Regions from separate parts of the Mus musculus genome. Here all the other regions are linked to region 4. Evidence: chromatin loops called from intact Hi-C (ENCODE). Cell type or tissue: heart. All regions are shown on one strand. Each heading gives the region's core, and the rest is flanking DNA. Links, peaks and the distances in the headings are about the cores only.

Region 1 (5,834 bases), core at 316-5,315, 70 kb after region 4:
CTGCTAGCCCAGCTCAACTTTAAAATGTTTACATATAATGGGTGTAGTTTTTATTTCTGAAATGGATTTACAACATACAATTCACCTTTAAGCACATCAATGTTCAGTGTAGTGCCTCCATAATTTTGTGTAAAGCCCGTCTCTATCCAGGTAGAGGGCATTTTGACCAGCCCTCAAAGAAACTCTACCATGAAGCAGTAGGTGTGCTTTTAATGAGACTCTTTAACCGTTGCTCTTTTGCTTGTGGCTGTGACTGTCTATGTCAGTACAGAATCAAAGGCAGTTTTGTTGTATAAAGGTCTATTGCTTCCTGCATGTCTGCTGGCCTTTGGCTGTCCTGAGCCTGAGTGTGCCTATGAATTAGAGTCTGAGTCTCCTAGGGGTGACTGCTTCCTTGCTCTAGGCAGGACTCAGATTGTAGCTGGAGCTGAGAGATCAGTGTGAGGGACCCACCAGACATAGGCTGTGTTGGGTCAATGGCAACAGTTCATAGATGTGTTAAAACAGAGTACCTTTCCCTGTTTTCCTCTTTCCTGATTTTGCCGTGTTCTGTGGTATAGAGCCAGCACTCTGCCTATTTCTTTACTGATTCCTCAAGAAAAGAAGAGCTTCTAGCAGGTTCTGCCATTTGCCCACTTCCATCACCACATACTGGCCCCGTGACCCCTAAAAAACAGGAATCCTGGCGATGTTGCAGGTTTGGGTGGAGTGTAGCTGTGAATATATGGTATAGACATCCTGTAGTGTCTCAGGACACCCTCCCCTGCTGCTTCTCAGGGATGGCAAAGCTCAATCCTCCTGTTGCTCCAGTAAACAGGCCAGCCTCTCACTGTATTCAAGCAGAACAATCCTTTAGTGTGTGTGTGTGTGTGGGGGGGGGGGTGTTGTTGATAGTGTGTTGGCGGGGGCGGGGGGGGGCAGCACAGGAACCGCTAGAGGGGAAGGAAGGTGGGAGCCGCAGACAGGCCGGGGTTCTGTAGGTTTGTTGGAGGTTGGGGGAGCTCTAGTCTCCATCCTGCCAGCATCTCCCAATCCTTGGAGAGCGGGGCTGAGTTCTCCAGGTTAGGTCAGTCTTGAAACCGCGCGTTTAAGGAGGGGGGGGGGGTGTCAGAGAGGAACAGCAACGTCTACGCTGCTGAGCTTCTCCGCACCAGGACTGTCAGATCCACGAGGTTTTGCACCGCGCCGCCCATCCCCCGCCGCTTCCCGAGCTCCCATCGCCCTCAGCCCCGCCAGGTCCGGACCGCGCCCCTGGCCTCAGCCTCAGCCAGCACCCTTACCTCTCTGCCCAGAGCTGTCGGCAGCGCTTGGGTCGAAGCCCAGCGCTGCCTGGCCGCGTGTGACAGCCTGGGAGGGGGAGGAGGGGGGGGGTGCAGGGAGGGATCGGGAGGCGGCGCCGAGCGGGAGCACCGCACACCGGACTCCACTCGACGCTCAGCGGGAGCTACCGGAGCCTCTTGCCCCGAGGGAGATAGGTTAAAGATGCGGCTGTCCGGGGGGATGCTCGGAGCCGCGCGACAGCAAGGACCGAGATGCCGCTGCCAGCGACCGGCCGCCGGCGATGGGAGGCGGCTTCCGCTGGGGCTCCGCTGCTGCGGTGTCTGAGCTACCGGGACAGTACGCTTCACCCTAAGGGAGCATCCCGGTCCCTTGGACCAGGACGCCTACCCCTGCCTTTCCTACTTTCTTCGGAGACCTGGGCGAACCGTTCCGCTGGCTGGCTGATCTCTGGAACCGTTCTTCGAGCCCCAGTGCGGGGGGGACATGCCAGAATTTAGGAGTGATGTGACGCTCAGCCTCCCACCTCACCCAGGGAAGCAGGCTTGCTGAAGCCAGAGCCAGGAGGGGACCATGGGAGGGACACAAGTCAAATGGTGAGCTGAAGCCACTTTGGCTCTTGAGGTGGGGAAATGAGGGGAAGCTGGGCCAGGACAGAGGGTCGTGGTTGGTCCCCGACAAGAGATGATTGGGGGCGCTATTTTGTGAGAACAGGCTGCTGGTGTGGGATTAGCGCTACAAAATAGAGTGATTTTAGGAATTTGAGCCGACTCCACACACAGATTCAGTCTGTGTGTCTGCTAATGGAAGCACTTAGAGGGGCGACTGGACCCTTTGATTTCGTCTATTACCCATTTAAAAAATTTATGTAAGTCTAATTTAGCAATATCTTTGTTGGGGTTTGCTGGTTTAACAAATTAATATTGGTGAGATAGTAGATCAAGAAATGTATATATAGTATATATTATAGTTCTCAGGGAGGATTATGATGGTAAATAGAAATTACTTGTTTGTCAAGTAGGACTTTTAAACGAGTTAGGGAGGAGTCCAGGTCTTACAATTAATTAGCATGAAGATTCCTTCCCCAGACCTGAGGCAGAAGATTAAAAGCTCCTTCCTTTTCTAGGATGGTGCTTCTGCTCTGACACACACCTCAGGGTTTTCCTCCCTCCGAGGTCCTTGATCTTGGCCATCTAGTTTCCTAGTCTTACCTCCGTGGCCTTACCCTGGCAGTCTCATTTCAAGAAAAAGAAATGTTGTTTTCCTTTGGCTGCTCCGCCACTCCCCCGGTGGGGTTGGGTATCCAGACGCCCGCCTCCTTCTGCCCTTATATGGGAGGCAACGCTCTTGGAGAGGAGAGGTGGAACTGAGCATGCGTCTGTGCTTTTAGGAAAACCGTTTCTCAGCATCCTAGATCCCCACTACGCCCTCCCTCCGGTTTGTCTCGCATATCCCTCCTGCGGTCCAGCCAGGTGCAGGCAGTGGGGCTTGTTAGCCTAGCACCTTGTCAGCTGAGGAAGAGGAGCAGCTGACAAAGGCTTTGTGCGCCTGGATTCCCAGTTTTGTAAGTGGTAAATGCTGGGGCCTAGGCACTCATAAATCTCTCTTTATCAAGGACACAGCCCCTTTACAGCTTTTTGGCTGTGAATTCATGTTAGCCTAGAGGTCAGATTGCCTAAATAGTGGAAATAGATAAGAGATTTACAGAAAACAGTCAACATTTCTGAACACTACTTGCTGACCACCCTTGCTGGTCTCACCGGTTTGATCTATGCACCTACAGATATTTAGATAAAGCCGCTTACTTTGATCTGCAATGATGTGAAGCTTTAAATTTTTTCTTAAATGTTTTAAGAAAGAAGAGAGCAGAGTACCAACCGGGACATCTCCACTAAAGCTGGTCAGCAGTGGAGACCGGCGAGACACTGGTCCACAAATGCTGAAGTCTGGCTCCTTCCACTGCACTTGTCTTTAGTTTTTCTCCGGTTTCTGGGAAGAGGAAATGTTAACTCCTGCTTGTGGTTGTGAGGATTAGCCTGTGTGCGAGACGTCAGGGGCACATTAAGGGGGTCAGTGAGTCTTAGACACTTGACTGTTGTCTGGGTGATGGATTCGGAAAGAATTCCTAAGAGGGGGGGCAGAGCCATAGACTCCACAGCCCCTGAGATTGTGTGAGAGCTGATGTTCTCATAGTGTAGTGTGAGGAGAAAGGGCTCCCCTGACCCCTGGATCCCTTAGATAATCAGCCTCATGTTCCCATCTTGTCTTGTCCATGGGAAGAGTTAAAACTGCTTCCCGGAAAAAGCTCAACAGTTCCTCCCAAAGGTACATCAGAAGAGGAAGTATTGAAAGGTGGTGTCTCAAGATGATTTGAAACTATGAAACTGAGGCAAAGATGATGATAATTCTTCAGTCAAAGCTAATCACGTGAGCTTCCTTCCATTCAGCTGCCACGAGCAGAGTTTTCTTCATTCACCCTGTGACCCCTCCTATTTTAAAGAAAGGGGTTGTTTTTATGCGTATGATTGTTTTGCCCACGTTCTACGCCTGTGCACCACATGTGTGCCTGGTGCCTGTGGAGGTCAGAAGAGGATGTCACATCCCCTGGAACTGGAGTCACAGATGGTTTTGAGCCACTGTGTTGGTGCTGGGACTTGAACCTGGGTCCTCTGCAAGAGCAGTAGGTGCTCTTGTGCAGTAAGCTGTCTCTCCAGCCTGCACTCTTCTGTTCTGGTTCACCTGTGGATGAATCCCTGCCCTCCCCCCATCCCGGCATTGCATCCACCCCAGCAGTCTCTGCCCCAAGTCCGTCTCCTGTAGTGACTAGTGACTCCTCCTGGGGTTAGCTTAGAGATGGTCTCTGGTTGCTTGTAAGAGACTCAGATTATTGGAAATATGATTTTGATCCAGCTCCAAAAGCTGATGGAACCCTCTGAATGTGGGCCTATGAAATGATAATGGCGGATACACAAAATTCTTAAAAGATGATTTATTGCCTATTCTGGTAGCTCTCATTTTAATCAAGTATGCTTAAAGGCAGCCTTATCATAGAAAAGGCTCCTTAGGGTGTAAGAGACATGGCTCAGTGGTAAAGAGTGCTTCTTGCTTTTCTAGAGGCCCCAGTGTCAGTTCCTAATACCCATCTAGAACGGCTCACAACTTCTGAAACTCCAGGTCCAGGGAACTCAACACCTTTCTGGTTTCTACAGGCACCTGTATTCACATGCACACCCCCCTAACACTGCACACACCCCACACATTGCACATATATACACATCCCACACCTGCCACCTGTATTCATGTGCACACACCCCACCCCGACACACAGACATACTCACATATATATAATTAAAAATAAAATCTTTAAATAACATGAAAAACAAAAATACTCCCAAGGACTAGTGTTTTTTTTTTCATTTATTCATTCAACATTTATTTCATTTGTTCTAATTGTGAGCTATGTATCCTGTTAGGCATGGTGTAAATTAGATACCTCTGAGATGAACTGTGAAAACTGTCTTCTATACCTGCTCATAATGATTGCTTCTCTTCTCTTTTGTTTGATCGCAGTCTGACTTCACCCAGTCCAATCCACAGTGCTAAGAGCGAATCCATTATAACCCAGGCAGAGGAAAAGGCCGATTTCGTGATCATTCCCTCTGAAGGAATAGAGAACAGAACAGGTACTGCCGGCCTGGGTTGTTTCAGGGGAGCCTGTTAAAGCCTGAAGTCTTTAGTGCTTCTGACTGCTAAGCTTCCTGGCCATGTCTGCCTTCACTGTCTGTGCATAGAGGGTCAGCTCTAGAGAGCTCTAATGCCTTTGAGCCAATTAATGTAGTTATCTTCTTACAGAATGTCAGTCCTGGTATTGGTCTGTCAGAAAAATCTCACACCAGCCTCGAGAAGCCCTCCCTTAGCTGACTGCCTGTGAATTAGATAAATGGCATTGGGGCAGTCAGAAGCTGTGTTCGGGTAAATAGTTATTATTCCCATTCTGTGAAGATAATTTTGGTGCTTTGCTGATTTAGGTTGGTGCCAGAAGTACATAGTTTGAACCAAAATGTCCATAAACATGCAACAGAGAACAGGGGTGCACATCTGTACTCTCAGTACTCAGGAGATGGAGACTGGTGGGTCACAAATTTGGGGCCATCTAAACTACCTAGTGAGTTCCAAGCCAACCTGGGCTACACTGTGAGACCCTGTCTCAAAGGCCCAAGAGTCACCCACAGAGTCAAACTCTTAAGGCTACGAAGAGAGAGGAGGGAGTGTTTATTGGATACTGCTGGGTCCTTTCTGCTTTACCTCTTCATCTTTACATTAAATTATTTATTTATTTATTTATTTTGAGACAGGATTTCTCTGTGTAACAGAGCCCTAGCTGTCCTGGACTCTTTGTATTGTAGACCAGGCTGGCCTCGAACTCACAGAGATCCACCTGCCTCTCCCTCCATAGAGCTGCGATTAAAGGCATGGGCCACCACAACCTGCCCTACATTAAAATCTTTACTCCTACAACTCAGATGGTCACTGTGCACTTCTTAGAAATACAGAAG
Region 2 (5,834 bases), core at 503-5,502, 110 kb after region 4:
TGTTATCTAAACAGATATATTCAGATAATTAATCACTTTCCTTCAGCCTCTGCAGTAGCTGGAATCACAGGCATAGACTATCACCCCAGCCCAGAAATAAATAAGGAATTCACAAATCAATTTAAAGGCTCTGTCTGTCTCTCCCAAATTCAAGCAGCCTCATTTATCACTTAATGTTACCAATTTCAATGCTTGATATATTTCAACTTTTAGCTCCGAGTGTTTTCTTTCATTTGGTTTCTGAATATGTATTTCCAGCTTTATGTTTGAGACAGGGTCTTACCATGTAGACCTAGCTGGCCTGGAACTCAACAGAGATCCATCTGCCTCTGCCTTTCAAGGGCTAAGAATTTTAAGATTTTTTTTTTTTTAAGATAGAGTACATGTAGGTAGCCCAGGCTAGCCCCAAAGTGGCCATCTGGTGCTTGAACAACAGAACAACAGTCATGTACACCATACTGGCTATCAGTTGTAACTTTTTGTCCTCCCAATTTCTTCTTGTGTTCTTGGTATTCTCTGACCATCTGTACACTGAGGAATTGGTAGACATTCAGAGCACGCTTCCTCCTAATTTAATGTCACTTTCAGTTCAGGAATGATAAGGCTAATTACATAACCCATCCAATGGATACATATTGCATAAATGTTGCACATAAATCATTACTCAATAACTGAAAGTCAAGCACTCAGCAGGATTACTGCTATACTAATTCAGAAGACAAGGAGAAACAGCACATAAGATCTTCATCTGCCTCACACATTAGTAAGTTTTGTTTTTTTTTTAATCTGATGTGTGTACCGCATCAGAAGGTCTGTTCGTGACTGCACAGCATACAAAGGTGACGTCACCAAGTGTTGATGCTGCTCAGTGACACTAGGATAGAAAATGAGGGAAAATATACAATATTTATCTGAGACCGAGTTAATTTGCTTAATTAAGTTGCATCCATTTTGTGAATGACAAACCCCATTATTTGTGACTGAAAAAAAATTACATTGTGTCTATACCCATTTTCAATAGACATTCTTTTAGGATGGACACATAGTTTAGTCCTATAAATGAGATACCCGTGTGAACTGTGCTGTCAGTCTAAAAAAAAATCGCTTAAATAGTTACTACAATACATAGAGTTGATTTATAGTTGTCAATATTGAGGATGCTGCTTCAGATAAATATGTACCATATGAGCTGGCAAGATAGCTCAGTGTTGGTCTGGAGAGATGGAGTTGGTTAGCATATACACAGAAAATAATGTCATAATTTAATATATATATATATATATATATATATATATATATATATATATATATATTATATATATACATAGAATAGGAAAATCTAGGGAGACATTTACTGGAAAATTTAGTCCTAATCTCAAACCAAAATTCACTGATTGATTTTCTATGAAATTCAAATCAGCCACGGCAATTTTAAAATCCAAATACTCATAACAATTCAACCTAAAGATTATACTACTATAATGTTTATATAGAAGGGATAACTGTGGGAAATGTCTTTCTGCAATTAAATCATTATGCTCACGTGAGAGCAGAACACTTTGTACAGTAAAACCAGTGCGAATCACACCATACACGGGGAATCTGTGCCAAGGTGTTTCAGGCAGTGTTGGCTGGCCTCGTGTGACACCGAGGGCATGGCAGTACAAAGGGCACGGGTGTCCTCACAGCCACAGCTGCAGCGACGCGGTAGGATTCAGTGTAGGCAGCAGTAGTGAGAAACAACCTAGGTTGGCGCGGCTGGGTTCGGCAGCTTTTCACTGTTGCCATTTTTTTTCTTTTGACCCCACATTGTTACTCCATAGTTTAAGAAAGGTTTCTGTTGTTGTTTTCCTATTGAATTCACAGAACTGCGGGACAGCACGACAACGACTTTCGCAAAGTTGTATCTTAAACCTTTCTTTAAAAAAAAAAAAAAAAAGAATCTCAGTATGTAGCCCAAGCTGGCCTGGCAATGAACAGCATTAAACCAGGCTGTCCTGGAATCTAGGGTTCCACCTGCCTCTGTCTCCGTAATGCTATAATTAAAGGAATGTGTGTGTGTTAAAATATTTTCGCTATTTAAGAGGATACGGTGGAAATCTGGGGGTAATAAAACTGCTTTTTACAAACAAGTATCTTTATAGAGGAAATATAATTAGTCTTCTGTGACTAACTGGAAATGTGAAAATGTACCTTTCTCTTGGCTGCCCTTCACATCATTTGGCTGAAAACCCTGCTGCTCCCGTTTCCGGTGGGTTAGGGACCTAGGACAGCCTGCACGGGGCGGGCTCTGCAGCCAAGGGTCACCCCCTGATCCCCCGTCACTCGAGGGCCTTTCCTTTCTCCAACTTTCCAAGGTGCGCCCGCACCCATCGACCTAAAGCTTTGCATTACTGTCAGCCCGGGCTCTTTTCCCCAGCTTTTTCTTAAAGCAAAGGCGGTCGTTCCCTTTGGCACCGCCTCCCTGCCCTCAGGCTGCAGCCGGTCCGACTCTCGGGTCCCTTAGAGCGGCCCTGGTCCGTACTTCCCATCCTCTGCGACACCTCTCCTAGGGCCTTTCCCGTTTCTCCCAAACGTGCACCGCCCCCGCACTGCCTCGCAGCGCCTTCGTCACCGCAGATCCTAAGCGGCAGCCTCCCGTCCCTCTCGGGTGTCTCCGACGCGTCCCCCCCGCAGAGGGGCACGGAAACCCTACGTTCCGGTCGCCCGTCCAAGCAGCCGCTTTTACGACACTGCGCGACCGCAGTGCGCGGCTGACGGCAGAGCCGCGCTGCTCTTGGAGAGGTCACTCCGGAGACGGCGGAGCCTTTGGGGCGTGGGGGTCGGTGGCAGTAATGTGGCGCGTCTGTGCGCGGAGGGCGCGGAGTGCTGTGCCCAGGGATGGGTTCAGGGCTCGGTGGGCGGCCTTGAAGGAAGGCCCCGGGGCCCCATGCGGGAGCCCGCGGATTGGCCCCGCTGCGGTCCGTTGCGGTAGTGGGATCCCCCGCTATGGGGTCCGCTCCTTGTGCGGCTGGAGCTCCGGCTCCGGCACTGTCCCGCGTAACCGCTTGCTGCGACAACTCCTGGGGTCGCCCAGCCGCCGCTCTTACAGCCTCCCTCCGCATCAGAAGGTGAGTGACCCACCCTGGAGCCTGTTGTCCTTCAGAGCCCGCTCCTTGGCGTGGGGAATCCTCCTTGAGAGGCCTCCGACAGCCAGCTCCCTCCCAGATCTATTACGGTCCCTCGCCCAAGACCTTCCCAGTGGGCATCTTTTCTATTGAAAGAGGTCTAAGCCTGCGGCTATGGGCAAAAGGTCTGAGAAGTCTCACGTGCTTTCTCAGATCCACTAGACTGACTGGAGGATCAACCTGCCTCTGAAAGTCATGAATTTCTGGAGTGCTAGATCTCCCTTTGTATCTCCAGTGAACAGTTTGAAATGTGACTCAGTAAATACTCTGCATGAACTTGGGTGGAATGAAAGCACGCCGAGGGCTAAGTATGCCTGTTTAAATGTATGCTTCTTTTTCTGCAGGTTCCATTACCTTCCCTTTCCCCTACAATGCAGGCAGGCACCATAGCCCGCTGGGAAAAAAAAGAAGGGGAAAAAATCAGTGAGGGTGATCTAATTGCAGAGGTAAGTCTTAAAACACGCAGATTTTACCTAAGGGAGTGGCTTTGCTGAATAGACTAAAGCTTAGCCTTCTGGTAGGTAGTTTCCTCTTTCTCTTTAAGAAGCAGCTCCCCTCCCACCTCCCCATTTATTAGAGATGATTGGTTAGCTACGTTGTCAGCAGCTAGCTAAATTGTTTTTGAGATCACGGTGTAACTCTGGCTGGCCTGCAATGCTCAGAGATATCCCCCCCCACCCCCAATGTTACAATGTTAGCAATGCCTAGCTTCTACCCAAAATGTTTTTAAACCGTTCTTTCAAGTCTGTGGTAGTGGGTTTTATCTTCGTATGGATTTCTAGACACATTCCAGTTAACTGCCTCTTGGCAGTACAAACCTAAGCCAGTGCTTTTGTGCTAACAGGTTGAAACTGATAAAGCCACTGTTGGGTTTGAGAGCCTGGAGGAGTGCTATATGGCCAAGATCCTTGTTCCTGAAGGGACCAGAGATGTTCCAGTTGGGTCCATCATCTGTATCACAGTTGAAAAGTGAGTAAAAACAAAAAGAAAAAAAAATCTTTGTAATTTGTGAACATTTGTTGCTTTTAAAGCATTTCAACTCAGATTGGAAGTTAAAGACATGTGAGGACTCGCTGGGAGGTTAGGGATTGGATTTGCTTTATAAATTCTATATTTATGTATTCTTTTTCTTCAGGCCTCAGGATATTGAGGCCTTTAAAAATTATACATTGGATTTGGCGGCGGCAGCTGCCCCACAGGCAGCCCCAGCTGCAGCCCCAGCTCCAGCTGCTGCCCCAGCGGCACCTTCTGCAAGCGCTCCCGGTAGCTCCTATCCTACTCATATGCAGGTAAGACTCAGCCTCTGAGTGCCGGCTCCTGGTGACTTGTTATTAATTATTTTATTGTCATTTTTCTCTATGGGTGGCTATTGTACTCTGAAAACGTGTCATTAACTATAAGTGCCTGTCATTCAGCCGTATTGAGAGATTTTAGCTGTGAAAATTATTCTTGTTGTTTCTAAGTGTGTGAGCCTGGACAGTTTCTTTAACCTTTCTCGGCTTTAGCCCAGGATACAGGATAATGCTTGGCTTTTCTCTTTCACAAACGATGTGAAAGGTTTCGGAAATGACTTTTTCCCCTATGCAAGTAGAATTTAAGTAGAGAACAGGTGCTATTTGCTGAATGAAAGTCCCCAGATGAAGTTTTCCTTTGGTTTAGAGTGGGCTACTTCTAAGCATAGATGAAGTATTCCAGTAATAGTCATTAGTGAAAAAATAACAATAAAGAATAAGTATGATGGTGATGGAGAGCTGGCTCAGTGGTAAGAGCACTGACTGCTCTTGTAGAGGTCTCAGGTTTGATTCCCTGCAACCACGTGGCAGCTCACCACTGTCTGTAAGTCCAGTTCCAGGGGACCCAGCACCCTCACAAAGACATGCATACAGGGAAAACACCAACGCATATAAAATATAAATAAATCATTTAAAAAGAATGAGCAGTATGGAATAAGTCTACAGGATAACATTCTAACAGTGCTGTTGGCCATAAATGTGATTACCACCAACCTAGATCAGCTCTAGGAAACCATCTTGTGCTTTTTCTTCCTAAACACAATCTAATTACAGCTTCCCACCCCAGGTCCTCCCTGCTTCCCTACCTACCCATGCCCTTTCCTTCTTCTTATTAGACATCTAAAAAAAAAACAAAAAACAAAACTAGAATAGGGCCAAACAAACAGGGGAAAAAGAGCCAAAGAAAATCATACCCAGACGCCAAAAGCCTGTGCACTTAATCACAGTATTAGATCTTAGAGTTTTCCTTTGTTTATCTTTCTGTGGTCTTGATGTTGGAAGTAAGTAAAATCTAAAGGATTAAGATTTGGCCTTTCCTTAACTTTATAAGAAGTTTTCTGGGTGAGTCAGTTTCTTCTCTGGAAATCACGTTCCAAGTCTATTGGTAACAATTCCTTATGATGAAATTTTTCCTGGTCTTTAGCTTTCATGATGATTTCTTTCAGTTCAGCAACCTTATTTTGTTACATAAGACCTCTTTTCTCCATTTTATCCTGCTCTGTGTTTAAGTGTTAGAATTGGGTCCTAAGAATCCTTTGAGATGGTAAAGATAAATAAATGAGTGTATTTCTCTTTCTACTGCCCCCCCCCATGCACACTCAAACATACACATTCATACTTTACTGGTGATTGTGCAACAAAGAAAAGAAATTCT
Region 3 (5,834 bases), core at 413-5,412, 160 kb after region 4:
CAGGCAGGCGTCTGAGGTCAGAGTTGTCCTGCCCCAGATACCTTTTTTCCTATTTTGGCTTGTTAATCTCCATCCTCTTTTGTTAATAGGGAATCTGGTATTTTATTAAGGTTTCTTGAAAAAATTATTTTTTTCAATTAATCACTTAGGGTAGAATACCTATACAGCAAATTAAAGAACCCAGAAAGCTGAACTCAGTAATGACCTGGGCACACCAATTGCAATGTTGGATTTGATGGAATCAAGAGTCCAGGATGGAGGAGGAAGACTGAAGTAGTGCTAAATAGAATGGTTTGACAAGGAGACCGTGCTATTCATACAGGAGGCATGCTGCCTTCAGCTTTGGTGCTTTGGTTCTTCTGCAGTTGGGCCCTATAGGCATCCAGTTTACTGAGCGAGGAAATAGTTAAAAGAACAAACCTTTTCCCTTCATGGTAATCTCTACAGATGACTGCTAAGGAACCTAGGGTTTTCAGCCTAATCTCCCTGCTGGCCAGGGTCTACAGCTACATTTAGCATAACCCAAACATAACAGTAACTGGATAGTAAATGTTTTTCTAGTTCCATTGCTGTATACTGCCTAAATGGGCTTGTATTTGAAATTGTTTGGTTGTCCTATCTATCAAATGGAAAGAATTAGGAAGTAGTTATGTTGCCATGATGCTTTCAAAGAGATTCAGGGCATCAGCCATCTAAATGTCTGTTTTTTAAAAAAATTTTATTATTATTATTATTATTATTATTATTTTTGCTGAGTTGGGGATTGAACCGAAGGCCTTGCATATACTAGGCAAGTGCTCTACCATTGAGCCATACCCCCAGTCCTGTTGTTTTCCTTGTTCATTTCTAATTCTATTAATGGATTTTAGATTTTCCCTGAAACCAGTTGAATCAATTCCAAAATGAAACACACTTCTCAGGGACATACCCACTTCCCAGTCTGACTTTGTGTTTTGATTATCAAGAACATATTATTTCCCCCTGCTATATACTGTGATCCTGATATTAAAAGAAACCAAAATACCACTGGAAAGTGGCTGGTAGAACAGTTGGCTTTTCATTAAGAGGAAAGATAAAGTGACATTTATCAGGGTTTTTGTTTTTGAGGTTGTCACTTTGGTACTGAGCGAATGCATGAAAACTCAAGACTGTGGGCCATGGTTCTGCCACTAATTGATTGAGTTCTAGAGCAGGTTAACCTCCCTGGCCTTACTCTTTGCATGTGTAATACAAAGATACTTCATGGTTAGCATGACATACACCAGCAATAGAATATGATAATGCTGACATCCCATGAAGTGGCATTTTATAGTAATAACTAAATTTGTGCTCTTTATGGAACATATTTCTAATAAAATGCTTGTTCTTAAAATATATGGTTGGCCAGATGTGCCCTATCCCTTGATTATGAGCAGGTGCCGCCTTTTGGGGTACTGAAACACTAATGATTTTAGTACTCAAATGCCAATATTCCATGAGCCTTTTGGGGTACTGAAACACTAATGATTTTAGTACTCAAATGCCAATATTCCATGATATATTCTTTTCCTTGGGTCTAGTGGAGGGAGAGTCTAGTTACTACCTCATAACCTTCTAGAAGCAAGTGATATCTTTGTTGGAAGTAGTTTTGGGCATGCATTCTTAATGCAGTTTTGTGCTACAAATGTACTGATTCTAAGCACAGACTCGGGAAGATTGTCCTGCAGAATAAGGCACTTCCAAGTTTGAGTTTTGACCTTACCTTCCTCCCATACAACAGACATATCTTTTCTCCAGGGAAAGCACATTTTGCCTGATTTAACACCCCTGCCCCACCACCCCGCACTGTTCTATCTTTTCTTGGTCACATAAGCAATAAAATTGTTTCTGTTCTAATCCATGCCTTAGGCTAAGGCTTTGATGGTTCCTCTAATCCCCTTAACAGTGGTTTAGGACTACTTTTGAAAACCTGTCTCTCCCATTTCCACGATCAGCTCTGGAACATGTATTAGTGTTCCTGAGAGATGATTATGTTGAATCCTAAATTGGGATTTAGAAGAACAAGAATTGGAGACTTCACATTTATTAACTGGTGTGATACAAGTTGGAATTACTGAATTCCCATAAATAAAATTTCACTTTTGAACATTTGCTCTGTTACTTTTTAACACCAACAGACTTTGTAACTGCCTGACGCTAACCTGACAGGTTGGCAGGTCTTTCACCACTGGCCATTCAATCTGCTTGGTAACAAGTCTTTTGGTCTTCTGTCATTCTAAGGTATGGCCTACTGCCCTCCTTTCTGTACGATCTGGGCAAACCGACCGGTGATGGCAAGAGTAGTGTCAATGAAGCGATCCACACAGCTAGAGAGGCAGTTTTCAGTGCGGGAGTCTAGCCGACTTCCTGGCTTCTCCACACACTTATCCCAACATAGTTCCATGAAGTGATGCACCTAAGGGCAGAGAAAAACCTTTTTTAGTCATTAGGGTATGAGATATCTTAGTTCATCATTCTGTGATATTTAATAGCATATTGTAGGATCACTTCAGGACTACTCTTTCTTTACTTTGTCACCAGTAACAGCCCCAGATCAGTAAATTCTCATTAGAACTCATTCTTTTGCAGAGAGATGATGGGGCAGGTCTTTAATCCCAGCACTTGGGAGTCAGAGGCAGGTGGATCTCAGAGTTAAGGCCAGCCTGGTCTACAGAGGGAGTTGCAAGACAGCCAGGCTAACAGAGAAACCCTGTCTTCAAACCAACGATTCATACTTTCACAATTCTCAAAGCAACTAGCAGTACTATTAAATCAGAGGAAGTCAGGACATTAACCTGTCGGTTCTTGATAGCTATCAGTACTTCCAAGGTTATCTTGATTGAACGGTTAAAACCCTAGTAGGAAATACGCTGTCCCACACCAAATGAGTCAACACTGATAGCTGCAGGGCTCATCTTTCTCTAATAATGATCACCATTTACAAATACATCATCACATTATCCAATGCAGAGGCAGCGGGCAACAACGAACCCAGATCTCATGGTGAGGACGGGTGTCTTGTCTCCAGGCACCTGTGCTCCAAGGTCGGAACCCAGAGATTCCGAGTGCCATTCCCGACCAGCGACCAGCTAATAACCGCATGCTCCTGTGGCCCAAACCTTTCCGCTGTTTTCGAACCCTTTCCTCCCACGCAGCGCTTGCCTCCCGGGCACTGAGCACTGTAGATCACTGGGGCGGGAGGCGCAGCCCGGATCGAGTGGGGCCGCTGTGCCGCAGTGTCCAGAGCTCCGTGAGTGCCCGGGATCTGCGCCTCACCCTCCTTCCCCTGTTCCTTCCTCATCCTCGTACCTGCGCAGTGAATTGCGCCTTCTGCTGTTCGGCGGCCACCAGGCGTTGTAACTCCGCTTCGTCCGCTTCACCAAGCTCGGCCATTGTCGGAGTCAGGCGCTTCGCTGGGGTGCGCACGCGCGGTGGCAGCGCACCGTCTCCTGCCTTCCGGTTCACGCTTCAGGTTGCCTCACCGTTCTTTTACGCGGGGCGGGACTTACTACATAACTGTTTCCGGGTTGTAGAGTGACCTTGAGCCCTCGAAAGCGACATGGCGGTTCTCTTAAAGCTGGGCGTTCTCTGCAGTGGCCAAGGAGCTCGAGGTGAGGTGTCTTGGCCATCAAAGGTTCTTGCTGCAGGCTGAAGCAGGGGAGAGGAAGGAGTTAGAGCTCGCCCGCTGGGTGGTGGGACGTCTTGAGAGGAGGGAACTTGCTCTTGTGCCCTCGAGGCACCACCTATGCGGACGCAACGTTGACCGCTATAGCCTAAAGGCCCAAGTGTTTACGTGCTGGCTGGTGTCCCCAGCTCGTACTTTCCGCTTCTGCACTGTGGTTGTGACCCCGGGCTAATATGAAAACAAACTCCTATTTGAGTGTGGATGGAAGGAGTCCGTTTGATAATTTGTTCTGAGTGGCTTGCTGTGTAGTGCTGTCTTCCTCGATCTAGCCATGTAGACAAGACTAACCTAGAGCTTGCCGGGAGCCCCGTGACTGCTCCCGAGGGCTGCCATAAAAACCGTGCACCCTCACTCAGGGCTTCGATAATCATTTTAACCAGGCATTTTACCTATACCAGGCGCCTAAGAGGCTAGTATATAAACACGAATTAAACAGTTTCAACCCTCGAAGAACTTCTTGTGTGGGGGCTACAGGCAAAGTAAAGCAAAACCTGTTGTGTTATGTAGACATTATTGAGTGCAGAGAACGTTTGGGGTACTTGCTTTGAAAGGACTAACCTGCCTTGGCTCTGCAGGGAATTACATCCTATAGTAACCGAGAGCAGCAAAAACCAAAGTGAGGGGCTATAAAGATGCACAGGGTGCGATAAAATGGAACAAATACAGTAATATCTGTGAAAGTCAAAGTGTAATCTAGAAAGGCAAAATGGAACTAAGCCACAGGACTTACTTTATTCTCTTTTGAAAATACAGTCTCTCTGTTGCCCAGGTTGGGAGTAAGATCGAAAGGTTTGATAGGTTTACAATCTTGGTTTATTTTTGCTGTTACTGTTGTTGCTTAGGCTGCCCTGGAACTTGTCCTGTCTCAGCCTCCAGAGTAGCTGGGGTGCACCACCTGCCCTCACAATCTTTCCCTTTTGAGCCCAGCATCTCATGCTTGCTGAGCGTGTGCCCTGTTGCCAGACTATACAAGCCTCAGCCTCAGCCTAGACTTAGGTTAGTAACAGTGTAGTAGATGGATGACCTTGGTGGAGATAGAGGAGGTTCCGACCCAAGTCATGGAGATGAGATAGATGAGATAAGCACGCTGCGGCAGCCAGGCAGGTGAAGTCCTGAGCTTGGAAGGGAAAGGGAGAAGAAGGCAGTCTCAGGAAGTGTTAAGGAGCTGTGTCAGTAGGATTTGGTGATTTATAGAGGGAACTACCTGGCTGGCTATTGGTTATTACTTGAATTAGCTGCGTGGAGTTATTCGATCATGACTAGTTGGAACAGACATGAGGTGTATGAAAAACAGTTCCACAGCTGAACAGTTGGGAAGTGGCAGATGGCTTAGGCCACACTTAACAGAAGCAAGACTAGAACGAGCTCAGGCCTGCTTTCACAGGCTGGTGATTCTAGTGCTTGGTGCTGGAAATGGGAGGGTCAAAAGGTTCAAGGTCATGGGGCAAGGGACAAAGAGCAAGGCAACTCTCTGAGTTAGAAGCTAGCCTGGTCTGCATAGAGAGTTCCAGGCCAGCCAGAGCAAACAGTGAAACCCTATAACCACCTTCCACCCCTCCAACTCTACCATGCATGCCTTCAAAATAAATAAATAAATAAATAAAGACAGGAGAGAAAATATTAAATTATCTATTTGTGTATGTATGCAGTTAGCATTCTGGGAGCTCATTAAACCTTTGTTTACTTTGTCTAGTTTTTAGCAGTGTTAGGAAGTAAATGCAGTTGTTGACTGTGTTGGCTAGTTTTTGCCTACTTGATGCAACTTAGTCAGTTGGAAAGAGGGAACTTAACTGAAGAATCGCTTCCAGTGGATTAGCCCTTGGCCATGTCTGTGAGTGAGTTTCTTGACTGATGTGGAAGGGCCCAGGCCCCTGTGGGTAGCACTATCTATTGTAGACAGTTGTGCCCGGGCTGAATAATAAGGCTAGTGAGCGTGAGCCATGGAGCAGGCCAGTAAGCACCGCTCCCCTGTGGTTTCCACTTCAGTTTCTACTTGATTGCTTGCCCTGGTTTCCCTCAACGCTGGACAGTGAGCTAGAATCGGAAGCTGAAGTAAACACTTTGTTCCCCTAAGTTGATTTTGGTCATGGTATTTACATAGTAACAGAAAGCAAACTAGAACACTTTTCTA
Region 4 (5,834 bases), core at 558-5,557:
CCCCTATATTCTAACAGCCTGACAAGTACCCACAGTACCAACATCATCCATCATCCATTCAAAATGCAGTAACCACTAAGACAATCATGGTACAGCTAGGGACAGAAGAGAGTCCCAGCTAAATGAAAGATTATCTGCAGGGCTGGAGAGATGGCTCAGAGGTCAAGAGCACTGGCTGCTTCTCCAGAGAACCGGAGTTCAATTCCCAGTACCCACAGGCCAGCTCACACCTATCTGTCACTCCAGTTCCAGTGGACTGGCACCCTCAGACAGACGTGCAGGCAGACCATCAACACAGGTAAGATTACCTGTTCAGCTTTCCTGGAAGTGCTTCTGGTTCTGTAAAGTAAAACCACCGGTCCTCCAGTCTGACTCTGAAAGTTCTGGGCTGACAGCTCTCAAAGGGTAAGCTCTGGGTGAAGATATAGGTCAAAGCACCTTCTATGTGAAAGGGCCTATCCTGGCTCCTGCCAAATGAACGAATAACTCCTTTAAATATTATTTACATCTTAGTTTAAATTAACTATACACACATAAATAATATACATCCATATACATTTATAATACATACAAATGTGTACATATATGTGTGTGTGTTTGTGTGTGTGTATATATATATACACGTATATATATATGTATATATATGAAGGCTTCCACTGGTAAACAAGTATTTTTGAAACTACATTAGAATCTTGGAAACAAAAAGTCTGGCTTTTGATTTTTTTTTTTAATACTTCATGCAAAAGACGAAAGGGGAGAAGGTTTAGGCCCATGGTCTTACTTACCTATACCCAGTGCACTTGTATCCTGGCACAGCCTCACAGCTAAAGGGACACACATCACTTAAAATGAACCCTCCCAGGGCTGCCATGGCAACTACTTGCCAACTGTTGTGCCACTCTCTCTGAGGCTTGTCAGCAGGCGTTCCACCTTGTCCTCTGCACAGTGTCACATGGACTTCTCCTGCCTTTGCAAGGACATCAGCACAGCTTAAGGGGGACAGACACCAGAAGTGTATCAGAGACAGAAACTACCAAGGGAATCAACAATATGCACATGGTGTAACTCTGAAATAATTAAAATTAATCTTATTTGCAGTGCTCTATGAAACCTATAGAACTCTATACCTATAGTGCTCTATAAACCTATAGCATATAAAAAGTCTACCAGTGCCCCCACAACAGCACTAGTCACCAGCTTGGCATTTGCATTGTTTTCCTGTATGCCACAGAAAGGCCAAAATCCGTAAAGCTCCTATATATAATTCACTATTTGCGTTGCTTCTTCCCATGAAAAGATTCCTTACTGCTCTCTGCCTATTCTATAGCTCAGGGCTGGGCTGAGCACTATCACCATGCACAAGGCTCTGGCTCTAATAATCACCATACACACTCATCTATACTTCAACTCCCACTTAAAATACTGCCTTTGCTAAAAGTTTCTCAACACCTATAGCCCAGTGGAGCCGAATACAGTTTGGAATACTGATGTTAAAGTACTATTTTAAATTCATAATCACTTTAAGCTGCTATTAATAGCCAGTTTATAGATTGGGGTGGGAGGAGAAGCAGGTAAGGGCTACACCTGACGACAGTTTTAACTGGTAAGCAGCGAGCTAGGATTTGAACCTAGGCCATGTGACTCTTAAATCCAATCTTGTCGTCATCAAGCTATACTGACTCTTACGATTTGCATTTTTTAAAACCTTTTTGAGGTGGGCTGAAAGATTCAGCAGTTAAGAGCACTAGCTGTTCAAAAGTTCAATTTTCAGTACCCATATGATGGCGACACCAATCAGTACTCTAGTCCCAGGGGAACCAATGTCCTCTAAGGAGGCACACAACTGTTGCACAGACATGCATGCCGACAAAACACCCATATCCATATTTAAAAACACACACACACACACACACACAATTTGGGTAATGGTGCTTGCCACCAAGCCTAGTAGCCAAAGTTCTATCTCCTGGATACACGATGGAAGGAGGACCCGCTTCTGTAAGTTGTTCTCTGACCGCCACACTCATACACACACTAATTTTTGAAAAATAAACTTGCCTTTTCCTTGTAATTTATACTTTAACATCTAGGGTTATACGTAAATCTTTAAGACAAGATTATGGTTTTCTCTGGGTTTTATCTTCTTTCCTCGTGTATTCTAGCAACTTATTTCCCCAACGACAAAGTTTGTGTGCAGTGATTTGGTTATGGGAACCTGGAAACATTTTCTATGCCAGGACTCGTCTTGCCTCACCTCTGGAAAAACTTGGCAAGCAGTTCCCTGTTCTTAGCTACTCCAGCTTTTCGTCCACAGTGCGGGAAGTTGAAATAAATTCGATCAAAATCCCTATCGTCGGCTGGCAAGGCATGTGACAGCTGGGTACAGTCCACACCAAAACGCACTTCGACACCTGGCAAGGTTTAAAGGCGTGAAATAGAGACCAAAAGACGTCTTAAGATCTGTAAACCTGGACAAACACCACCACTCAATGCATGGTTGGGTTGCCAACAATGCAGCCCAGCCCAGACCTGAGCACACACGCGCATCCGCCTGAGCGCCCCCAGGAGGCGCCCTCGAGTTCCCCGCGCGAGCCACACCCTTACGCTCCGGGCGGGCCCTCGGGGCGGGCTGGGACTTGCTACCTCGTTCGCGCAGGCGCTTTAGGTTCTCTAGCGCTACCGGATCTCCCTCCAGAGCCGCCCGGTGCTGGAAGCCGGTAGCGGTAACACTGACGCTGGGATCCAGGCCGTCGATCAGAGAAGCGGCGAAGGAGAAATTCCCCTCCCCGACCAACAGGAGGCGCCGGGGAAGCATGGTCTCCTCCGGCTTACCTGCCGGCGCTCTCCGGGGCGCACATTTCTTACGTCACTTCCTTCGCGTGGGCCTCGTCTCCCTCCCCTCCCCACTCCACCCGGCACTAAGTGATGACGCATCAACAGCTTGTTACCAGGATAAACATTTGGAGCTACTGCTCGGGAGCTTCGAGCGGGGAAGTAAAATGGAGCTCTTGGCCTTGCCCCTTCACCTTTGTGCGCCTCCAAAGGCTCGTTTTCTTTTCAGTACTCGGACGGCCCAACACGGACGGCCCTGAGCGTCTTCGCCATTCTTGCTTGAAGCATAACTGTCACTAACTGAGGGGTGAGACGAGTCCTGCGTATTCCAGAGGCTCAGGACGCTGTAACTGCACCATCTCCTGACATGGCTGTCTCCTGTTCTCTCAACCACTCAACATATCTCCAGGTGTTTATATATCCTATTTTCAAGAAGTAACATTGAACGCCTGTCTTGTTCCATAGCACTGTGAGAGCAACTAGGTGTATGGATGAACTGGAAGTGGCCTGCCTGCTGTCAGATGACAAATGCACACAGCAGAAGAGGCAACTCGAATAGAATGGGGTGTGTACCCACCGTGAGTGAAGGAATTCGGGATACTATGAATGAAGCATACACAAGGGGAAGCCCTACGAAGCTGGGGAAGGGAGACATAGATTCCCTGAAGTTAGCCTGAGCTGAAAGCTAGTTGGGGGAGGGGAGCTCGTTTTAGTTAGGTAAAAAGGATTAAAAAGGCAGAAGGAACAATGTTCATAAAATCATAGTTAAAAAAAAAAAAAAGTTATGTTTGACTGGTTGAACACAGTTGGCCGGGAGACGGACTAGCAGGTGACACTGTAGAGTTAAAAAGGAAGCCAGACCAAATTGAGTGTTTTAACCATTTAATAGCCTAGACCCTATTCTGAGAATATAGAAATATATTATAGAATATAGAAAGCCACTAAATGACAGCCAGCAGGAGGTCTCAAAATGTAAAATGAAAAACTTTGAATTCATTTGAGAAAAAATGAAGCTACTTTATTGATTTGGTAAGGGCTTTTTGTCCTTGACAATCCTGATCAGGTGACCTTCAGAAAAATCAACTTTCCTCCCAAAATCACGTTTGAAAAGACAATCTAGCACTCTAACATTGATCAGATGGGCGTGTCTATCTGGAAGTAGTTAGCTAAAAACTGAAAACCAGCCACCACAATAACCAAGTATAGCCAGCTGTGGTGGCACACACCTTTAGTCCCAGTACTTGGGAGGCAGAGGCAGGTAAATTTCTAAGTTCAAGGCCAGCCTGGTCTACAGAGTGAATTCCAGGACAGCCAGGGCTACACAGAGAGACCCTGTCTCGGAAAAAGGCCAAGTATTCCATTTCTCATTACTAATGAATGATTCCCATCTCAAGAACCCACCCTGGGCTGACCTAGCTAAAGAATACTCAAAAGACCATAAAAAAATGTAAGGATGCTCAAGAATTTGCAAAGAAATATGGGAGAAAGTGACCTATAGACTAAACTGCCATGAGTGGTCCCAGCAAGTTAGAGCACAGACCCCAAACTGTACTCAAAAAGGAGAACTCTCTGGGAAGCTGACTTGTACCACCACCTGTTGTTTGCGGCAGTTGCTAACTTTGTAGTTTTCTTAGTCAAAGGTAGTCTAGTTAACTTGTAAAATAGGACTTAAAAGTCCAGGTGTTCTAGACTGCAGAGATGGCTCAGTGGTTAAGAGCACTGACTCTTCTTCCAGAGGTCCTGAGTTCAATTCCCAGGAAGCAGATGGTGACTCACAACCTTCTGTAATGGGATCCAATGCCCTCCTTCTGATATGTCTGAAGACAGCTACACTGTAGTCATATACATAAAATAATCTTAAAAAGAAAAATCCAGGTGTTCTAAAAACAGCAACCACTATTTAAACTTTGAAGACAATATAATTTGTTTTCAAAAGCCACTTTCCTATGGAAAAAGGATTAGTCATGAATAAGATTGATGACAAGGAAACCTGATAAAAGGCTGCCTGCAGTACAAGGGACAAAAGAGACAGTGGTCTGAACTGGAAATTGTCAGTGAAGATGAAAAGTAGTGGACTGATTCAGAAATCAGCAGGACTTAGTGACTGACTGATCAAATGACCAAAAAAGAAAAAAAAAAAAAAAAAAAAAAAACACCAGCCCTATTTTTCTGTCCCTGATAACTGAGTGGATGTCTGTCCTTCTGGCTATGGCCAGTATCACCTCTAAACACTAGGCCTGTTGGGCTTTCTGGATCCACATACCCAAGTCATGCTGTTTGGTGACATCATGCATATACCTTCACAAAGGTAGATGATGTGAGGGCAGTCACCTACAATCCCATCCTTCACTGCTGTAGTATTGGGTTTCCCTGTGAAAAGGCAGTTGGGTTGTGTCTCTCAAACCATGGTCATCTGTCGATGGTGATCTTTGTTTGGAGAACTTGAAAGGTCAGGTTTGGAGACATCATTAACGAACATGGAACTGCCATATAGAAATCGCTTTTACTCTCTGAGATGTTCCAGCAAATCACTGTATTCACCATCAAGTTACACGTCGATAATACAGGTACCATCTTGCTCCTAAGTCCAAGGACCAGGCTTATTTAGTAACAAAAAGTTGGGGTTTTGATTGCTTGCCAACAATTTAAAATACAGATATTTACTATCTGCTGTGTGCAAAGAACTATTCATTGGGAGGGTAACTACTGATTGAGAGGATATATAAAACAATGAACAAAACACAGTGCCCGTCCTTTATAAGTATGGTGTTCAGTAGATAACATATTGCATGTTCTTGTACCTATGACATAAAGTTATAAATTTTCACAGAAATAAGATATATATTTAAGATGGAAATATATGTAAATGTTCACAGAAAGTGAAGAATGTCAGTAAAACTTCTGTGTGAGGCAAAAAGAGAGTTAACTTATTCGAGCTGACCTGAAAAAGTTTCATTGTTTATTGTGTTAATCTGGTTATTCAGTTTTTTACCTTTTATTCA
Region 5 (5,834 bases), core at 520-5,519, 150 kb after region 4:
ACGACAATGCAGTATATGGAGATCTAAGCATGATGGGACCTTAAAGGGAACAAGAGCCTCCCTGTAAAGCCCGGGGAGGGGCTTTGTAGGTTGAGACTGAGAGGCAGTCTGGGAGGGAAAGCTGGCTGCAGGGAGATTTGAGACGGCAGAGACAAGGAAGGACAAGGGTCCTGCAGAGGGCAGCTGCAGACCATTTGCATGAGCAAAATCTCCCTGAAGACCAAGCTGAGAAACACAACAAAAAGCTGACTTTTAAAATAACCTTTTAGGAGTGATAGTAATTTTCATGCCACCTAATTTACTTGGGTATAGTGTACATGACGACATGGAAGAGATAGGCGATCATGACTTGAAGGCTGTCAAGTCATAGCACAGGCTGATTTCTAACTCTGCTCAGCAGGGAGGCATGGCCTAAAGATGCAGGTGCCTGTTCTAACATATACACAAAATCCCAATTCTATGCTGCCATTTCTATTTGTGTTAAAGCAGATCAGACTAGAAATAATATTAAATGTGCACAAAGCACACCAACCTGTTGGTAATTATTATTATTTCATGAATCATTATACTAATATTATTTACTATATCAATTTGTCATCAGATGAAATAATTTAATTAAAATATTTCTATCAAGTAAATTCTAGTCTTTGAATATGTTCAATATTCACATATAGCCGGTTGGTGGTGGCAGAACACTTTTAATTCCGGACTCTGGAGGCAGAGGTAGGCGGATCTCTGAGTTTAAGGCCAGCCTGGTCTACAGAGTGATTTCTAGTCAGAGCTATACAGAGAAACCCTGTCTGGAAAAAATAACAAAAATTCGCACAGGCTTTCTTTCCTTCTTTCTACCTGATGCCTCAGCGGAGTCTTCTGGTCTGCCAACACTTACAGGCACAGGACGAGTGGCTGACTGCGGAGCGGGAATCCTTTCCCATTGACATAGGTTGATAAAAAGTACTTTTTCGTTTGGTTTCTAGAAAGTGAATAATTTTGATGTTGCCAAATGAGATTTAATGACAATATCCTGAAAGCAAGTCCTCACTTTTTTCCCCAGGCCTTCCCACATGCTAGGCAATGCTCTATAACACAGCTGGACCTCCCACGACAGAGGGTCCTGTCACTCACTCAGTGATTATATTAAAACTGCTTGACATCCTGCAGAATTTCCAAGCAAATTATTTGACTTGAAGTTCTTTTCTTAAAGTTTTGGTTCATTCGTTCGTTTGCTTGTTCATTCATTCATTCACTCATTTTGCTATGCCAGGAATCAAATTCAACTCAGAGCCTCACATGCTAGGCAAGCATTCTACCACTGAGACACACTTTTTTGTTACTTGATCTCCCCAAAGCTTCTGGCTCTTCATTCTAAATCCAACTGCTGTTCTCTCCCAGAGGAACTGGACAGGAGAAGGAGCTGAAGTTAGCACTGCTCCACGTGTTCTGGACCTCACAGCACCACTTCATTATTTCACTAACAGTGAAATGGAAATGTCTCCAGGCCTGAGTCTTATTAAATCAGAACCAGGAAGCTTTTAATCCCAGCACTCAGGATGCAGAGGCAGGAGGATCTCAGAGTTCAAGGCCAGCCTGGTTTACATAGCATCAGACAGTCAGGACTACTTAAAGAGACTTGTCTCAACAAACATACATTCACTGCCTCTGGGCCAGTTTGATGGCTCAGTGGATCAGAGCACCTGGCTCCAGGCTGATGGCCTGAATTCTTTCCTCACCTCATCGAAGGCGAGAGCCTGCTCCCCAGTCATCCTCTGTCCTTGCACATGCACTCTCTTGAACCCACACACATATAAAATACATTTAAAAAACCTTAATTAATTATAGCACTATTTTCCACCTATCAGGACAATAAAGTTGCATTAGGGGATTTCTAAAATACCAAGTATGAATTTCTTATTTTTACTCCTTCAGTGAAATCTTCCATGTGGTTTCATTTTCTGTTCAGAGAGTTTTAGTAAACTTCTCTTGTGTTAAAGTAGCGCTAGAAAAGGCTACTGTATCCCCTGGCTAACCCAGAGTAGTTTTACTGAAGACCTCTCCTTCCTTGCATCAGTTCTACATACTAGGATCTTGGTCTGTATGCAGAGTTGAGGTTCTGGGTTGACACAGAGCTGTTTGCCATCTTTCAACTCCTGCTGAATGAAGTTCCGGTAGCGCTCGGGGTCATTTTCAGCCAAATCATCGAGCATATTCCAGAACTGGGAAATGTGGGTAAGAAGACCCTTTGAGGACACCGTCATGATGGTGATGAGACAGGCCTTTGGAACCTGCAGAGAGACAGGACTTGAGAAAAGGCATGTAAGGTATTTACTGCCCTGTTTCTTCTTTCAGGGAAGGAGGAAGGCTTTTGCAAGTGTGCTGCGGGTCTTAACTAAAAGATTGCACACCCATACTGCTTTATCTTGGCTTTCCTACAGTCTGTGAGTAGAACCACTTCCTAAATTCCTACGTTGTACCTGTACTTCCGTCTGGTCTTCATAAATACAGAGGGAACAGAAAGGACTTTTGTTCCAATAGTTGGATATTGGCTGACTTGGTGCCTTCCAGACCTGGAATTGTGAGGTAGGGGTGTGTGTGTGTGCGTGAAAGAAAGACGGGTAGAGAGACTGGGGTCGGGGGAGACAGATACATAGACAGACAGTATAGTAGTTAAAAGTAGGCGCACTGGAGCCAGTATGCTTACGTTCTTGCAAACTTCAGACATCTATGTTGCCTTGAGCAAGCAGTGTATATACTCAAAATAAAGATGAGGGGGCTGGAGAGATGGCTCAGCGGTTAGGAGCACTGACTGCTCTTTTAGAGGTCCTGAGTTCAAATCCCAGCAACCACATGGTAGCTCACAATTCTATAATGAGATCTGGCGCCTCTTCTGACATAGAGCTATATATGCAGAACACTGTATATAATAAATAAATGAATCTTTAAAAAAAAGATAAGGATTAAGAACACTAATATTTAAAGCTGGAACATTATGTGAGAGCAATAGTCAAAGATTCCGCCCTCCTTCAATCACCCTCCTTCTGCAAAAGAGAAAGTTCCCAATATTTTTAAAAAGAGGTTTAGAGTCTTCAAATTATATATTAAAGTTAGATTAAATCAACAACGAATACACACTTAATCCAAACGTGGGGGAAACGCGCACGTCTTCTCTCAGTTTGCCGACAAACTGCGACTCCGGTTACCATGGTAACCAGTCCCGGTACACCATCTAACTGGGTCCGGAGAGCGCAAAGTAGAGCTGTGTCTCTATATCCAGTTCCGGTTCTCTTCTCCGGGTCCGGACTGGCTCCTCCGCAGGCCGTCCCGCTTGTCTCTCGGGAGAGCGCCGCCTTCCTTCCTGCACCCGTCAGCTTCCACGGCGACCGGCGAGCCCGCTCTGTGGGAGTCTCCGGTGGGAGGGAAGCGTTTCTCCGGAGCACGACTTCCGGCCCGGAAGGAAGCCGCCACCTTTTCTCCCACCCCGCCACGCGAGGCTGCGGCGCACGGTATGGGTGTGTGTGTGTGTGTGTGTTTGTGTCGGGAGGGCGTTGCGAGGGAAGGCCGCCGAGAGCGCCGGGGCTGCGGCGGGGCAGGGAGCCCGCTGACAGACATGGGGGCGCTTTCCCCCACGTCCCCTTGGAAACCTCAAGCTCCCCCCGAGGCACTCTAGATACTTCCTGGGGCCCAACGGAAGGCCGTGCCCAAGCCCTGTGTCCCCATTCTGTCCCGGGAGTGAAAGCGAGCCGCCGGGCGCCGGCCCAGCCCAGCGAGAGCGGGGAATGCCCCGGTCCGCCCGCCCGCAGGCCGCTTTCCGCGCCTGCGCCTCCTCTGGCCTGGGTCCCCGAGAGCGAGCCGCCGGGCGGGCTCGGCTGGGGGAAGGCAGCCGTAGCCTGGGCCTCGGGTGAGGAGGGCACAGTAACCGGTGGGAAGGCTGCGTTTTCACGAAGGACTCGGGTGAAGCTGCAGAGCTGCCTTTCAGCCCTGACTCCTTGGCTTCCTGGGTCGGAGGAGATCTTGTAATGGAGTGGTTCTTCGTCTCACACTAACAGGATGCCTGATTTCCTCAGGATCGAGGGGTGAGTGAGCATCGGGACAGTGGCACCAAGCCCCTGCTAGCTACACATGTGAATATCGTTGTCTTCTGGGTTTTGGAAAGTTCCGTACAGTGTAGGAAACAAAATGTCCTGAGTAGAGATATTTAGGTCATCTAAAAACTTTTTTACAATTCAGTTTATTTTTTTACTGTTGACATACGTGGTGTTTGATGCCTTCAAATCTTCGTGTTTATATCTTTGCAAGCGAATTTTGGGGAGTTTTGAGATTTGATTTCTAGCCGGGACACTAACACACCCGTTGCCTGAGTCCATGCAGCCTGGGGGCAGGTTACGGCTTTAAGGAATTTGATTTTGAGGAGTTGGGGTAGAGTCCAAACTCGGGGATCCCCATAGGTTAAAAGGCCAACCGAAAATGTCTGGGGAATCATATTGTATCTGTATCGATCACGTACAGACCTTTCCCACTTTGGTCATTATTTTAATCTCCATCGTAACATTTACATAACATTTGCATAGTTTTAAGTATTATAATTAATCTAAATACCCTCACTCATCCTAACTGGAAGAGCATGTCTGTTGGCAGGTGGTGGCAGTAAGAAGATGAGTTAAGGGCTGGCCGAGGCCACTTAAGAACCTGACTAAAAAAACAGTCCTATTTTAAAATACACAGGAGCATAGTTTCTATACAAATATTATACTAGTCTAAAAGAGGAATGAGCGCCCTAGGATTGCTTTGTGTGTGCATGGATGTCACCGAGGGACTTTATCCAGGGTAGCTCTTAGGCTAGGCAAATGCTTTACCAGGCCATACTTGGATTTAGTACCTTTAGGGTCCTGGAACTGATCCGTCATGGATCTTGACTACTTGACAGAGAATCGTGAAGACTGAATAACATGGTGCTCATGGAAAACAAATTTTGAGCAGCTTTGTGCAATTTTAAAGACTAATGTACATCATCCCTTCATCCTTACATGCACCATAGTTGGGTATCATAATGGTGAAAGGAAAATTTTCCCTTCGATTTTCTAAGTTCAGTGATTTTTTTTTCTTTCTTCACTTCTTTGTTTCTTTATAATTTACTAAAAATAAATTTATTGCATATTATTGGTTCATTTCAGATTAAAGAATGTCCCGGGTTCCGTTGGGGAAAGTCCTCTTGAGGAATGTCATCCGGCACACAGATGCTCACAATAAGGTAGGCAGTACCGCCTAGTGACTGCCAGCATTTCCTGAGGGCACACAGTAAACCATGAATTATGTAGGGAGTTAACAAAGGTGCATAAGAAACAACCATAGTTTGAAAGTACTGTAACATGAAGATACTTACAAAATGCTTTAGTGTACCAAGGAAGGAATAAAGAAATCTGCCTTGGGAAAATTAGAATGATTTCACAGAGTGAATGGTCTTTGATATTTGAATTGGTACTTGATGTTGATGGATAAATGTTTACCAGGTGCATTGCTTGCTTTTGACTGAGAATCCTCTGTACAAATACAGAGCAACAGAGCAAGGGCTCGTGATGTACTTGAGTGATGATGTCTCCTGTATGCAAAGCCTCATTCCATCCTGCCCTCTATCAGTCATCACTTGGGGCAAGGCATTTTGCTTCTAGGAAGTCAGAGATAGGAACAGTGATAGAAGATAAGACGCAAGTGGCAAATTAGAGTTGTTTTCTTGACACTTAGGAGATAAACTTTCTCTTCTGAGCAATAAAGAAGACATCAGCTAGGAGTGGTGTCTTACATGTTTCATACCTGTAAGTGGTGTTTTACCCTTGAGGAGG

What was found. Hi-C counts contacts between places; a loop is a spot of excess contacts. Peaks named below come from ENCODE experiments on the same cell type or tissue, not always from the same donor. Only the 100,000 strongest peaks of a DNase experiment are listed, where the experiment ranks them.
Region 1: a loop joins it to region 4, with 4 times the contacts of the local background. A loop is called at or near these places in 15 of 42 quality-filtered maps.
Region 2: it touches region 4 in a loop (11-fold over the local background); 5 of 42 quality-filtered maps call a loop at or near these places.
Region 3: it touches region 4 in a loop (4-fold over the local background); 7 of 42 quality-filtered maps call a loop at or near these places.
Region 5: a loop joins it to region 4, with 3 times the contacts of the local background. A loop is called at or near these places in 7 of 42 quality-filtered maps.

What each region holds. Positions count from the first base shown.
Region 1 is chr9:50,694,598-50,700,431 of GRCm38, reverse strand. Dixdc1 (DIX domain containing 1) reads left to right here. Exons shown (of 20, transcript NM_001374656.1): 6 at 4,849-4,961. Gm39337 (a long non-coding RNA gene) reads right to left here and starts at 3,202. Exons shown (of 3, transcript XR_003948161.1): 1 at 3,157-3,202. It overlaps Gm51674 (a long non-coding RNA gene), which reads right to left and starts at 2,561. Exons shown (of 2, transcript XR_003948160.1): 1 at 2,490-2,561. In heart, for the core only: no CTCF peak of the experiment used is centred there; DNase peaks (open chromatin) are centred at 1,331, 1,731 and 2,601; H3K4me3 peaks cover 2,368 bases; H3K27ac peaks cover 1,423 bases; H3K27me3 peaks cover 1,073 bases.
Region 2 is chr9:50,656,467-50,662,300 of GRCm38, reverse strand. It overlaps Dlat (dihydrolipoamide S-acetyltransferase (E2 component of pyruvate dehydrogenase complex)), which reads left to right and starts at 2,521. Exons shown (of 14, transcript NM_145614.4): 1 at 2,521-3,110; 2 at 3,512-3,613; 3 at 4,012-4,136; 4 at 4,303-4,456. The coding sequence starts at 2,835. In heart, for the core only: no CTCF peak of the experiment used is centred there; DNase peaks (open chromatin) are centred at 1,690 and 2,680; H3K4me3 peaks cover 3,100 bases; H3K27ac peaks cover 2,279 bases.
Region 3 is chr9:50,601,533-50,607,366 of GRCm38, reverse strand. Sdhd (succinate dehydrogenase complex, subunit D, integral membrane protein) reads left to right here and starts at 3,518. Exons shown (of 4, transcript NM_025848.3): 1 at 3,518-3,629. The coding sequence starts at 3,578. It overlaps Timm8b (translocase of inner mitochondrial membrane 8B), which reads right to left and starts at 3,466. Exons shown (of 2, transcript NM_013897.2): 1 at 3,328-3,466; 2 at 2,047-2,434. The coding sequence starts at 3,411. The coding sequence ends at 2,267. Nkapd1 (NKAP domain containing 1) reads left to right here. Exons shown (of 6, transcript NM_212449.2): 6 at 1-2,127. In heart, for the core only: a CTCF peak has its summit at 3,355 (motif pointing left); a DNase peak (open chromatin) is centred at 3,556; H3K4me3 peaks cover 3,251 bases; H3K27ac peaks cover 2,471 bases.
Region 4 is chr9:50,765,265-50,771,098 of GRCm38, reverse strand. 1110032A03Rik (RIKEN cDNA 1110032A03 gene) reads left to right here and starts at 2,915. Exons shown (of 4, transcript NM_023483.4): 1 at 2,915-3,241. The coding sequence starts at 3,200. It overlaps Fdxacb1 (ferredoxin-fold anticodon binding domain containing 1), which reads right to left and starts at 2,861. Exons shown (of 5, transcript NM_198675.2): 1 at 2,644-2,861; 2 at 2,255-2,411; 3 at 786-989; 4 at 309-467. The coding sequence starts at 2,815. In heart, for the core only: a CTCF peak has its summit at 2,656; DNase peaks (open chromatin) are centred at 888 and 2,728; H3K4me3 peaks cover 1,945 bases; H3K27ac peaks cover 1,885 bases.
Region 5 is chr9:50,614,894-50,620,727 of GRCm38, reverse strand. Nkapd1 (NKAP domain containing 1) reads left to right here and starts at 3,264. Exons shown (of 6, transcript NM_212449.2): 1 at 3,264-3,500; 2 at 5,169-5,245. The coding sequence starts at 5,177. It overlaps Pih1d2 (PIH1 domain containing 2), which reads right to left and starts at 3,407. Exons shown (of 6, transcript NM_028300.2): 1 at 3,130-3,407; 2 at 2,079-2,282; 3 at 850-973. The coding sequence starts at 2,255. In heart, for the core only: a CTCF peak has its summit at 3,344; a DNase peak (open chromatin) is centred at 3,367; H3K4me3 peaks cover 2,089 bases; H3K27ac peaks cover 1,011 bases.